2 separate regions of the Homo sapiens genome follow, and region 2 is linked to region 1. Evidence: chromatin loops called from intact Hi-C (ENCODE). Cell type or tissue: stomach. All regions are shown on one strand. Each heading gives the region's core, and the rest is flanking DNA. Links, peaks and the distances in the headings are about the cores only. Region 1 has its middle 12 kb from the start of KRT17. Region 2 has its middle 3.6 kb from the start of LINC00974.

The links. Peaks named below come from ENCODE experiments on the same cell type or tissue, not always from the same donor. Only the 100,000 strongest peaks of a DNase experiment are listed, where the experiment ranks them.
Region 2: it touches region 1 in a loop (3-fold over the local background); 92 of 110 quality-filtered maps call a loop at or near these places.

The regions. Positions count from the first base shown.
Region 1 is chr17:41,633,573-41,638,940 of GRCh38, reverse strand. It overlaps the pseudogene KRT42P. Among named protein-coding and RNA genes, the nearest start is that of KRT17, 12 kb to the right of the region's middle. In stomach, for the core only: no CTCF peak of the experiment used is centred there; a DNase peak (open chromatin) is centred at 3,330; H3K4me3 peaks cover 813 bases; H3K27ac peaks cover 1,671 bases; H3K27me3 peaks cover 711 bases.
Region 2 is chr17:41,555,425-41,560,792 of GRCh38, reverse strand. No RefSeq gene overlaps it. Among named protein-coding and RNA genes, the nearest start is that of LINC00974, 3.6 kb to the right of the region's middle. In stomach, for the core only: no CTCF peak of the experiment used is centred there; no DNase peak of the experiment used is centred there; H3K27me3 peaks cover 3,017 bases.

The DNA.
Region 1 (5,368 bases), core at 316-5,315:
CCCCGAGGCCTGGGTTTCCTGTCCGTGATGTCCTCCCCACTCATTCCCACTGGTCCCCAGCCTTCCCTCCCTCCCTCCCTTGCTCTGTCCTCCCGCCCTGGGCCTCATCCGAGGCATTCAGTCCTCTAGGCCCTCTTTTGGGAAGGGCCCCTGGACAGCTGATGTGCTGCCTGGAAGGGTGGGGTGTTCCTGGGTGTCCGTATCCTACGTCTTGGATCCGCCACAGGCTGACAGTTCCTGGAAACCAGTCAGAGGTGAGTGAGGGGTGCAGAGGGGAAGAAAGGCTGGGTCCACTTACCCCTGGGTAGGGGAGCCCCTGGCCAAGCCCTGGGTATACAGGGGGTGCTGGGGGATCCCCTTACCTCTGTCTCTTCAAACTGGGGCAGAGGCTCAGGGCACCCAGCAATGTTCCGAATCTCCCAGGGCCCTGGGAAGGTGGAGGGTGGGAGGATCTGGGTGGGGCCGCCTGGGGCCTCAGGATAGAGGCAGGAAACAGAATAGAGGAAGCAGGATTCCACCTGTGGAGGCGGCAGGTGTGGCTGGGTGAGGGTGCACTTCTCAGGCGATGCTGGGCCAGGGGTGGGAGTGCCTGGGGGTGAGCGAGGGGCAGGAGATCTGTGACCTCCAAGGGCCCTGCAGGTGACAGGGGCTCTGTGTCTGAGGGGTGAATGGAAAGGACCCCAGTGGGTCTTAGTGACAGGGGACTAGGGGTGGAATGAGGGTCTCTGGGGTTCTCTCCTCATCAGCGAAGCCAAGGTCTCAGCTGGGAGCCCGTTCTGGGCTCCAGGGCCTCTCACTTTCCCTGACCACCTGATACTGACCCTTTTCCTTGAGGGGAAGGGTAGGTGGCCATGTCCCTTTCCTGGGACCTTGTCTCCTCCCCAGTCACTGCTCAGGCTCCATGACCCTAACAATTCAGCAAGCACTCACAGAGCACCTGCTGCATACAGCCCGCGCTGGTTCTGGGCAGGGGTGTGGGGTATGGGGTGGGCACCATCCTAAGGGTTGACAGTTAATCCTTGCGGGGGCTCGTAGGAGCCAAGGCCAGCTGGGCAGACGGGGCATGACCTTGTCTTTTTGTTTTTTCTTTTGTTTTTTTGAGATGGAGCCTCGCTCTGTTGCCCAGGCTGGAGGGCTGTGGGACGATCTCAGCTCACTGCAACCTCCACCTCCCGGGTTCAAGCGATTCTCCTGCCTCAGCCTCCTGACTACCTGGGATTACAGGTACTACCACGCCTGGCTTATTTTTGTATTTTCAGTAGAGTCGGGGTTTCACCATGTTGGCCAGGCTGGTCTCAAATTCCTGACCTCAAGTGATCTGCCTGCCTCGGCCTCCCAAAGTGTTGGGATTACAGGTGTGAGCCACTGATCCTGTCCAGACCTTGTCAACCTTGTCAATATCAATATGCATCTATTGGCTGGGCGTGGTGACTCACTCCTATAATCCCAGCACTTTGGGAGGCAGAGGCAGGAGGACTGCTTGAGCCCAGGAGCCTGAGACCAGCCTGGGTAATATAGTGAGACCCCATCTCTATTTAAAGTAAAAAAAAATGCATCTATTGAACATCTCCTTTCCATAGGGCCCCAGATCATTCTACGCCCTCTGCCTCCCCACAACATAGTAGGGGTGATATTAGGGGACACTGTCCCCAAACCCTAGCTCTGCTCAAATTCCAGGCAGGTCCTGTCTGTGCTGCGCTCTCCAGCATGCTGGCTTTTCTGCACTCTCTGCAGAGGAGACTGAGGGGGAGTCAAGGTGGGGCTGGCACCCAGGGCACTGGGGGAAGCTTCAAGTTCTCCCAGCCACCTCCCTGGGCCTCCCCCTCTCCCACCTGCGCTGGGCTCCAGCAGCCTCTGGGGCTGGAAGAGCCATTGGACCTCTCCTTCTTTACCCCTTTGTCTTCCATGGGGGCCAAGCTGCTGCCGCTGCCGGGGCTGCAGGCCTGGGCTGCCCCTTGCGGGTGCCAGGGATCTCTCCCTGCTGGGGGTGGAGGACAGGCCCAGACAGGATGTGCCACAGCCCAGAGGACCTCTGTGTGGCCCTCCAGCCGGCCCCTGTCAAGCCTTCCTCCCTGGCTGGGAGAGTGGGAGCTGCCGAGGCCCTGGCTTCAGGCCCGGCTCTGATGCCAACATTGGGTTGCCCGACTGCCCGCTGCTCAAGCACCCTGTGTCTTGGTGTCCTCAAGGCACTGTTGTGAGGGTCTCAGGAGGAATGTTTGCATTTTCCTAGCCCTGGCCAGGGAGTGGCCCCACGCTCTGGAGGGCCAGGGAGGCCTTCCTGGGGTCCCACTTCTATCTCTGCTGAGATCTGAGCTGTGCCCTCCTGCCCGGCTGGCCCAGCTGGCCCGGCCTGTCCTCAGCATGTGAGGCTTCTCTGGGTTGGGGGCTAGAGGGGGATTCACAGGCAGTAGAGCCTCTAACGAGCAGTAGCAAAGGGGCCTGGGGGGGGGGTCAGTGGCGTGGGGAAACTGAGGCCCAGAGAGGAAGAGGAGCAGGCTCGCGGCCCAAAGCCTGTCAGGGGTGAGGAAGCTTGTGGGGGCTAAATGGTGGTATTGGGGGTTGGAGGCCTTGGTGATTTTAGAGGCAGAAAGAAGAGTAATAAACTCTCTGCTCCTTCAAATTGGGCCTCAAGACTAAGGTCTGGGTACTCTGGAAGTGGGGTTCCCAGGCAGGGTGAGCACTGGCGGTGTGGGCTCTACGGGGAGGCAGAGGGGTGGTGGCACCCCACGACCTGGCCCCCTCCCTAGGGCCCTGGCTTTGCCCCACATTTGCTGCTGGAAGGCGGGGCAGTCCCTTTTGTGAGCCCAGAGTGAGGCCCACCTGGGTAGCCCAGCTGGCCTAGGGGAGGATGGGGCCTGGGAAGGGAGGGGTTGTTAGGAGAGGATGGGGATGGGGAGGGTCTTGGTTTCGTGTCTCTTCGTGTGTGAGTGCCTGCTGGTGCAGTCTTGACTCTGGCGGCTCAGGTGAGCACGGGTTTTACTGGGTCTCTCTCCTCCCCGAAGACAGTCCTGGATTGCCAGGAAGTCCTTCCAGATGTCTAACCTCGTGCTCATGGTGGTCTGACCTTGCTCTCTAGCCTTGGTTTTGAACCTCCCCCCATCCCCGCCCAGCACCTTCACAGGCTGGGCGGGAGCAGTAAAATCAGGGCTCAACCGCTCTCTTCCAGATAGCTCCTGCCATTCCCAGCTGGCACAGTCCCCAGCTGGCACTTTCCGTGAGAGACCACCCACTATCTGAGCAGGAAGTCTTTCCAGCAGTGTGGTCTCATCTGGGAGCTCTGGGCCACATGGAAAACCCAACTCCCTCCCTGTCCCCGTATGCGGGCAGAGAGCCCAGGCCACCCATGCACTTCTCTCCCCTCTCCTGTTCCGCGGGCCCTGGCTGCCCTGGGAAGCTCCACATTCAGACAGGCCTGGTGCAGACGCCGGTGTCCTGGCAGCACCTAAATCATTAGTGCCGCGGAGATTAGGATACTAATCTCCTTGTTGGGTGGAGCGGTGCCAGCCACCAGCCTGCGGATCATGCTGCTCTTTTGCAGGGGCCGTTCCTCGGGGCATGACGCTGGCTCCTGCACAGATCCTGCTCCTCTGTGGCCTTCCTGGGCTGCCCTCCCCTCCTCCGGGACTGCTCTGGACTGACATTGCTCAGGTTCGGGTGAGGAGGGAGGCTGCCCTAACCCTTTGGCCTCAGACCCCTGCTCCCAGCCCCACCTCTGCTTCCTGTTTTGTTAGAGCCTTACTGACGTCATTATCTCTCCAGATTCCCTCAAAGACTTTGGGAGACAAGACTTGGTCCCCCTTTTACAAACGAGGGAACGGAGGCTCTAGAACTGACTTCCTGAAAGGCTTGGATCCAAAGCTCCCTCAGTTCAGCGGCCACGTCTATTTCCCTCAGACACAGGGATCCTTGAACCTGTGGGCTGTATCTCCCCGCGGACTTGGAAGAATCCCAAGAGAGTGGGGCTCCCACAGGTCAGAGGCTAATTCTGCCTCCTCTGACTGGGAGTCTCCACCAGGGCCACGTTGTACCTGGGCAATGATGTCAGGCCCCGATCTCTCCACCCTTACCCCAGGGCCCTGGAATGCTGGGTGAGGGGCCAGGCCAGCCTCCGGCTCCTGGCCTGTGCAGCCTTGTCCTGTGCCCGTGCTGGCTCCCAGGGCTGGGTTCTCCGGGCTCCCCACAAGAATAAGCTCAGCCTCCTAACTGTGGCTGAGGATGGAGGGTCACCCTACCCCAGGGCTACAGACCAGCACCACCTTTGTTTCTTTCTTTCTTTTTTGAGACAGATTTTTACTCTTGTTGCCCAGGCTGGAGTGCAATGGTGTGATCTCGGCTCACTGCAACCTCCACCTCCCAGGTTCAAGCTATTCTCCTGCCTCAGCCTCCTGAGTAGCTGGGATTACAGGTTCGTGACACCACGCCCAGCTAATTTTTGTATTTTTAGTAGAGATGGGGTTTTGCTATGTTGGCCAGTCTGGTCTCAAACTCCTGACCTCAGGTGGTTCACCTGCCTCTGCCTCTCAAAGTGCTGGGATTACAGGCGTGAGCCACCGTGCCTGGCCACCACCTTTGTGTCTGAACAGACCGCTGAGGCCCTGGTGCTCAGGCTGGGCTCTTGCTATGGAGGGGTCCTTGGGGAGGCTCTCAATATGTCCAGCCTGAGCCCCAGGCCCTGGGTGGGTGGGAGGAGGCAAAATACACTCCTGGGGTTTTGGCCTGAACTTCAAGGGCCAGGGTCCCAGCCCCACTTCAGCCCGGCTGTAACGGGCTACCCAGGGTCTCCATCCAGACCAGACTCTTCACCCGACCCATGGACACCCTGGTTGTCACCACTACCAGCATCTGCCAGTTCTCCACCTCTGGCTCTGTCAAGGGCCTGTGGACACCTGGCGGGGGTTTCTCCTGGATGTCATCTGTCAGTGTTGGGGGTGCCTTTCGCCAGCCTCCTGGGAGTCAGCAGCTGTGGCAACATGTCGGTCACCTCCTCCTGCTTCTTGGTGGGACTTGGGGGAGGCTACAGCGGTGGCTACACCTGTAACCTGGGTGGGGGCTTTGGCTCCAGCGTTGACGTGGCGGATGCCCTGCTGCGGGGGCGGTGAAAAGACCATGCAGAACCTTACTGACCACACACACAGCACACACATACACACAAACACCACACACAACCACACACACACATACACACACACAAACACCACACACACCACACACACCATCACACACATACACACAAACACCACACACACACCACACACGTACACACACAAACACCACACACACCCCACACACATCACACACATACACACACAGAAACACCACACACACACCACACACAGCACACACGTACACACACACAAACACCACACAC
Region 2 (5,368 bases), core at 296-5,295, 78 kb after region 1:
AACTCCATTTGTCATCTGATCTCTATATTGGTTAGATTCTCAATTGCAACTACCAGAAACTACTTTGCCTATTTTAACAAGTAAGGGATTTTCAAGAGCTCTAGATACCTTAGAGAATCATTAGGAGGGCTGGAGAAACAGAATCTAGGGTGATTTTTCCAGAACCCTCCAAATGACAAAGCAGAGTGGATCTGCCAAAGGAGTTGTTGCCTCTGCCAAGACCATGAAACCACCAAGTCAGATTGGAGCCTTCTGAGTCCATTCTGCACTAATTCTGGACTCAGCTGGAGTTGCAGAGCCACGCTGCTTCTGCTGTCCATACCAGTAAGCTGGATGTCCCAGGTGAACCTCATTTCCTCACCTACTTCCCTTCTAAACCAAGTCCACATGGGTGCGTCTGACTAGTAGAACCTAAATTGCTCAGCTCATCTTAGTGGCAAGGGAGGCTGGTAAATGTAGTTTTTAGATCTCCCTGGAAAAGAATAGTGACAAGATGACAGATACAACCTACACTCACATGAGCTTCCATTCTAACTGGGGAACCACAGTATTGCTCTGCATTTTCAGAGATTAGAATTGGTTTGGAGCCAGCGTCCAATCATCCCTAAAGGCCTGGGTATTTTCCTTCCCTCAGGAGTCAGCTATTCTTGTAAATACCCACAGATTCCTATGGGAAGGTCAGGGTGGCAACCCCTGCCTTCTGGACACCCAGGTTCTTGTCTGGTGTCCAGGAAGAATCAGGTCACATGAACTGTTTGAAAGGTGATGAATGCAGAAGATTTTATTGAGCATAGGGTGGCTCTCAGTGGACGTATAGTGCATGCTTGTGATGTTACTGCAGGGCCCTTCCTCAAAGCCTCCCCTTCATTCAGAGTTCTCTGGGTCTATGAGCCAATTCCGATTTTGGAATTGGAATCATGGGGCTCAAGACAGGTCTCTTACTGACCTAAAGTTTTCTTTTGTGGGGGCGGGGTAGTGAATGTGGCAGATATGGAAGACTGACTCACTCCTATCTGTTTCAACATCCTTCTGATGAGCTTTCCTATACTCAAGAGGCTGGTAATCTAAAATCTACCCTTTTCCAGATTCCCCTACAGCCATAGCTTAGGTTTTTCCAATCAGATGCACTCTGTGAGTCATGAGTTGAGTGGAGAGAGAAGTAGAGGGGGAAAAGTTAAATGCTTTTTCTTTGTGTAGGTCTGCCAGGTATACTGTATGGTCCTGGGGCCAACATGTCTGGTAGTGGCTTCCTGATTCCCAAGTTTTCTGATTGTGGCAGACCAAGAGTTCCCTTGGGGTCCACTTCTGTGGTGTTAATATGGAAGCCATGCCCAGAAGCCCAATATAGAGTCTGTTTCTTCAGCCTTCTAATGATTTTGCAAGCACCTAATGCCTTGTATTAAATTTATTTCTGTTAAGAAAGTGAGATTGGTTTCTGTTACTTAAAGCTGAACCCTAGCCGGGCACGGTGGCTCATGTCCATGATTCCCACACTTTAGGAGGCCAAGGCGGGCAGATTACCTGAGGTCAGGAGTTTGAGACCAGGCTGGTCAACATGGTGAAACCCCATCTCTACTAAAAATTCAAAAATTAGCTGGGCATGGTGGTGGGTGCCTGTAATCCCAGCTACTCGGGAGGCTGAGGCAGGAGAATCGCTTGAACCTGGGACGCGGAGGTTGCAGTGAGCTGAGATTGCACCCCTGCACTCCAGTCTGGGCGACAGAGTGAGACTCCATCTCAAAAAAAAAAACAAAAACAAAAAACCAAAAACCAAAAACCAAAAACCAAAAAACTGAACCCTGACTGGTGGTCTGCTCATGTATTTTTGTCCTAGAGACCCACCATCACAGACTCCTACAGATTTTATCCTAGTCCAGCTCTTCACCTTTGCCGTGTTGTACCTGAGATGTCATCTCCATTCAAATCAGGAGGCCTAATTCAACTGCAGCATATTTCATCCACATCCTCAGAGAACAACTGTTAACTGTGTTTTTCAAAGATGCTGTGTTCCCCCGATCCACGTATTTCTTAAAAGCCAGAGTCTGCACAGTGTCTTCTGGGCTCTCACAGTTGGTGAATGAGTGAATGGATTCCACGCAATAATTCTACCCCAACATTCCTGTCTCCCTAGGCAGTCAGATTCCTTTTTCTTTATTACAAAAAGGATTTTCTAGAAATAACTTTATTTCAAATAAGCCTTTATTGAGTTCAGTTTCTGTCATCCAACTGAGCAACCATTCTGATCCACTTCCAGATATTTAAGCTAGTAGCTGAACTTCCAGTCTCTGGTGAATGCTTGCACATTAACTGAGCTGGTTCAAAAATTCATTCCCAATCCCAGTCTTCACATTTCTGCTCATACAGGTTAGCAGCAGCTTGAAATTCTCCTGGTGTGTAAATCTTTTTCTCTAAGCTTTGTCTTTGTAATTGGCCTCTTCCCCCAGGTATGCTGGCATCTGGCTTATTTATAATTCTGAAAGCAATGAAGGGTGGTAGGGTAGAGTGTGAAGATAATTTGGAGTTTGGAGTCTATTAAATTCTCTAATACCTTCCTGTTCCAATTCTGTGGGTGTCCCTCTTTCCTGATCAGTGCTCTAACTTTTATATAAGAGACTTGGCAAGGTTGTGATTTCAACTTGGAGAAGTCAATTTTGAGTTTATTAACTACTTCAGCATTGTAGCTACAAGAAATGAGATATTTTTAAAGAATAATTGTGGACAGTCCCTGGTCCTCTGACTGTCTACAGAATCAGGAACTTAGAACTTCAAGTGTATTACTCCTTCTCTAAGCTCTTCAGTACAGTTAAAAGAAACAAGCCCACTCCAATTTAATTCACATGCTGTGGGCTTCTAGAAGCTCATTTTAATCATAGCCAGATTTTCACTGGCCCATCTAGGCCAGATAACCAAAGTGATTCTCATGTCATTCATTCAACAAACTTCACTGGATAAATATGTATCAAGCTCCTTTTATGCCAGGCACTGTCCTAGGTGCTTGGGATATATCAATGAACAAAAGAGACAAAGATTTCTGCCTCTATAGAGCTTGCATTATAGGTAAGGGTTGGGCAAGAGCAACAAATGTAATAAAGAAATAAATAATACTATACTTGAAGGTGGTAAGTGCGCAAAGAAGTAGGGAATATCAAGGGAGATTGGAGTGCTATGGCAGGGTGGGGAGGAGAGCAATGTTAAATAGGATGGCCAAGGTTGGGTTCACTGAGAAGGTAAAACATAAGCAATGACTTTGCGATGGAATAGTTGCCCTGACGCCCTTCATGGGCGGGAACTGGAGCACTTTGTTTTTTGTTTTTGTTTTGTTTTTTTTTGAGACTGAGTCTCGCCCTGTTGCCCAGGCTGGAGTGCAGTGGTGAGATTTCAGGTCACTGCAACCTCCGTCTCCCGGGTTCAAGTGATTCTCCTGCCTCAGCCTCCCGAGTCGCTGGGATTACAGGCACGGGCCACCAAGCCCGTCTAATTTTGTATTTTTAGTAGAGATGGGGTTTCTTATGTTGGGATTACAGGCACACACCATCACGCCCAGCTAAGGAGCACTTTGTTTCACTCAGCCTGTTGCTGGCCACTCCTTGTGGGAGTGAGTGTGTGAGCAAGTGTGGGAACCGGAGCAAATGAACGCTGGAACCAGCCGGTTGCTCCTCTCTGGCAGGAGCAGGCTCTGTTCGGGCCCTGCAGCAGCGTCCCTATTCTTTCAGCTGTGCTGTCAGGGGATGGCCAAATACCAACCAGTTCAATGGAGGTTCAGGGTGGCAGCCCCTGCCTTCTTGGCACCCAGGTTCTTGTCTGGCGTCCAGGAAGAAGAATCAGGTCACATAAACTGTTTGAAAGGTGACGAATGCAAAATACTTTACTGGGTGTTGGGTGGCTCTCAGTGGAAAGGGAGGATGGAAAGGTGATGGGATGGTGATCTTTCCCTGAAGCCCCACCGTCTCCGGCAGGGCCCCTCTCCAAAGCTGCACCATCTGAAGTTAGCCAGATCTATCCACAGTCTCCGATGCTCAGTTGCTTTTCTGCTCGCCGCTCAGCTGCTTATATCCTCAGTGCTCAGCCGCTTGTGTTGCTCTGCCAGCTGAAGTCTTTTATGGGCACAGCATGTGGGCAGGCAGGCCAAAAAGGTAACATTTTTGGGGAAAATGGGGTCCTTTAGGGCCGAGGTTCCAGGCTTAAGGGTAGGGTTTAGCCAGGAGCCCAGCCCTTCTGTATCAACTTGACGGAGTGAGGGAGGCAGTCAAGCGTGTGTGGGGACCACTCCAGGCACAGCAGCTAGTGCTGATGATCATCCTAACACACAGTGCCTTGAGCAGAGGAGTGACAGGCCACTTGATGAGAGGCTGCGAGGCTAGGAGCAGAAACAGAGAGCCCAGTGTGCAGGGAGGTGAAGAGCCCCTGGCACTCAGAGTGAAGACGGTCAGAGGTGGCTGGATTCTGAGCATCATCTGAAGAAAGCACTGCCAGGAGTTCTTGAAGGACTGCATATTGTAAAAGAAAGAAGTCAAGGAGGTCTCTGAGTCTTTTGTCTGAGCAACTGGATGATAGGAGTTGTGGGATGGAAGTTGGCTGGTATGAAAGATGGGGAGTCAGTTTCAGACATGCTAAATTTACATTGTCTTTTGGACACCCAAACGGAGATCTTTTAGAAGTCTCATGCCAGTAATCACACTTGTTACTAAATTCTGTAGCCATCAGGGTTTTTGCCTGCAAAGATCAGAAGCCACACTCTGAAGCCAGTTTGTTAAAGGATGTTAGGTAAGCCATAGACTCTCCAGGAAGAACTCGCAGGGAACAGGTTTGAAGGCAGCACAGCCCGGAGCAAGCCCACCCTTGCCACTATCTGCAGGTGCAGATTCAGTAGCCCATTCCACTTGGCGCTATCACCAAACTTGTGGCGCTGCTGCTTCTAGAAACTGGAGGTCTGCAGTTATTCCTTCCAGCATGGATTCCACCAGGTGCCTCCTTTTTTAGGACATTAGCTCCCAGCTTACAGGCTTCTGTGATGTGTGTGACTGATCATGTGTCTGTGCTCCAGCTGCAAGGGAGGCTGGAAGGCTAATTTCTGGCTTCTATAGCCAGGAGGCACAGACACTAGAGGGAGAATTCCTTTACAAAGGAGCTGGGCGACTAAGTGTAAGAACAATTGTCCACAAGGAAGGAGCAAGGACTAACACTGATTGCGCACTTAATAATGTTCCAGGCACTTCGCTAAGCATTTTATATAAGATAAGGGAATAAACCCTGTATCTAATCTTCACAGCAATCTCATGATGCTGTCCTTGTTTTCATTTTACACATGAGGAAACATTTTTAGCGAGATTAAATGACTTGCTGAAAAGGTCACACAGCTCCTAAGCAG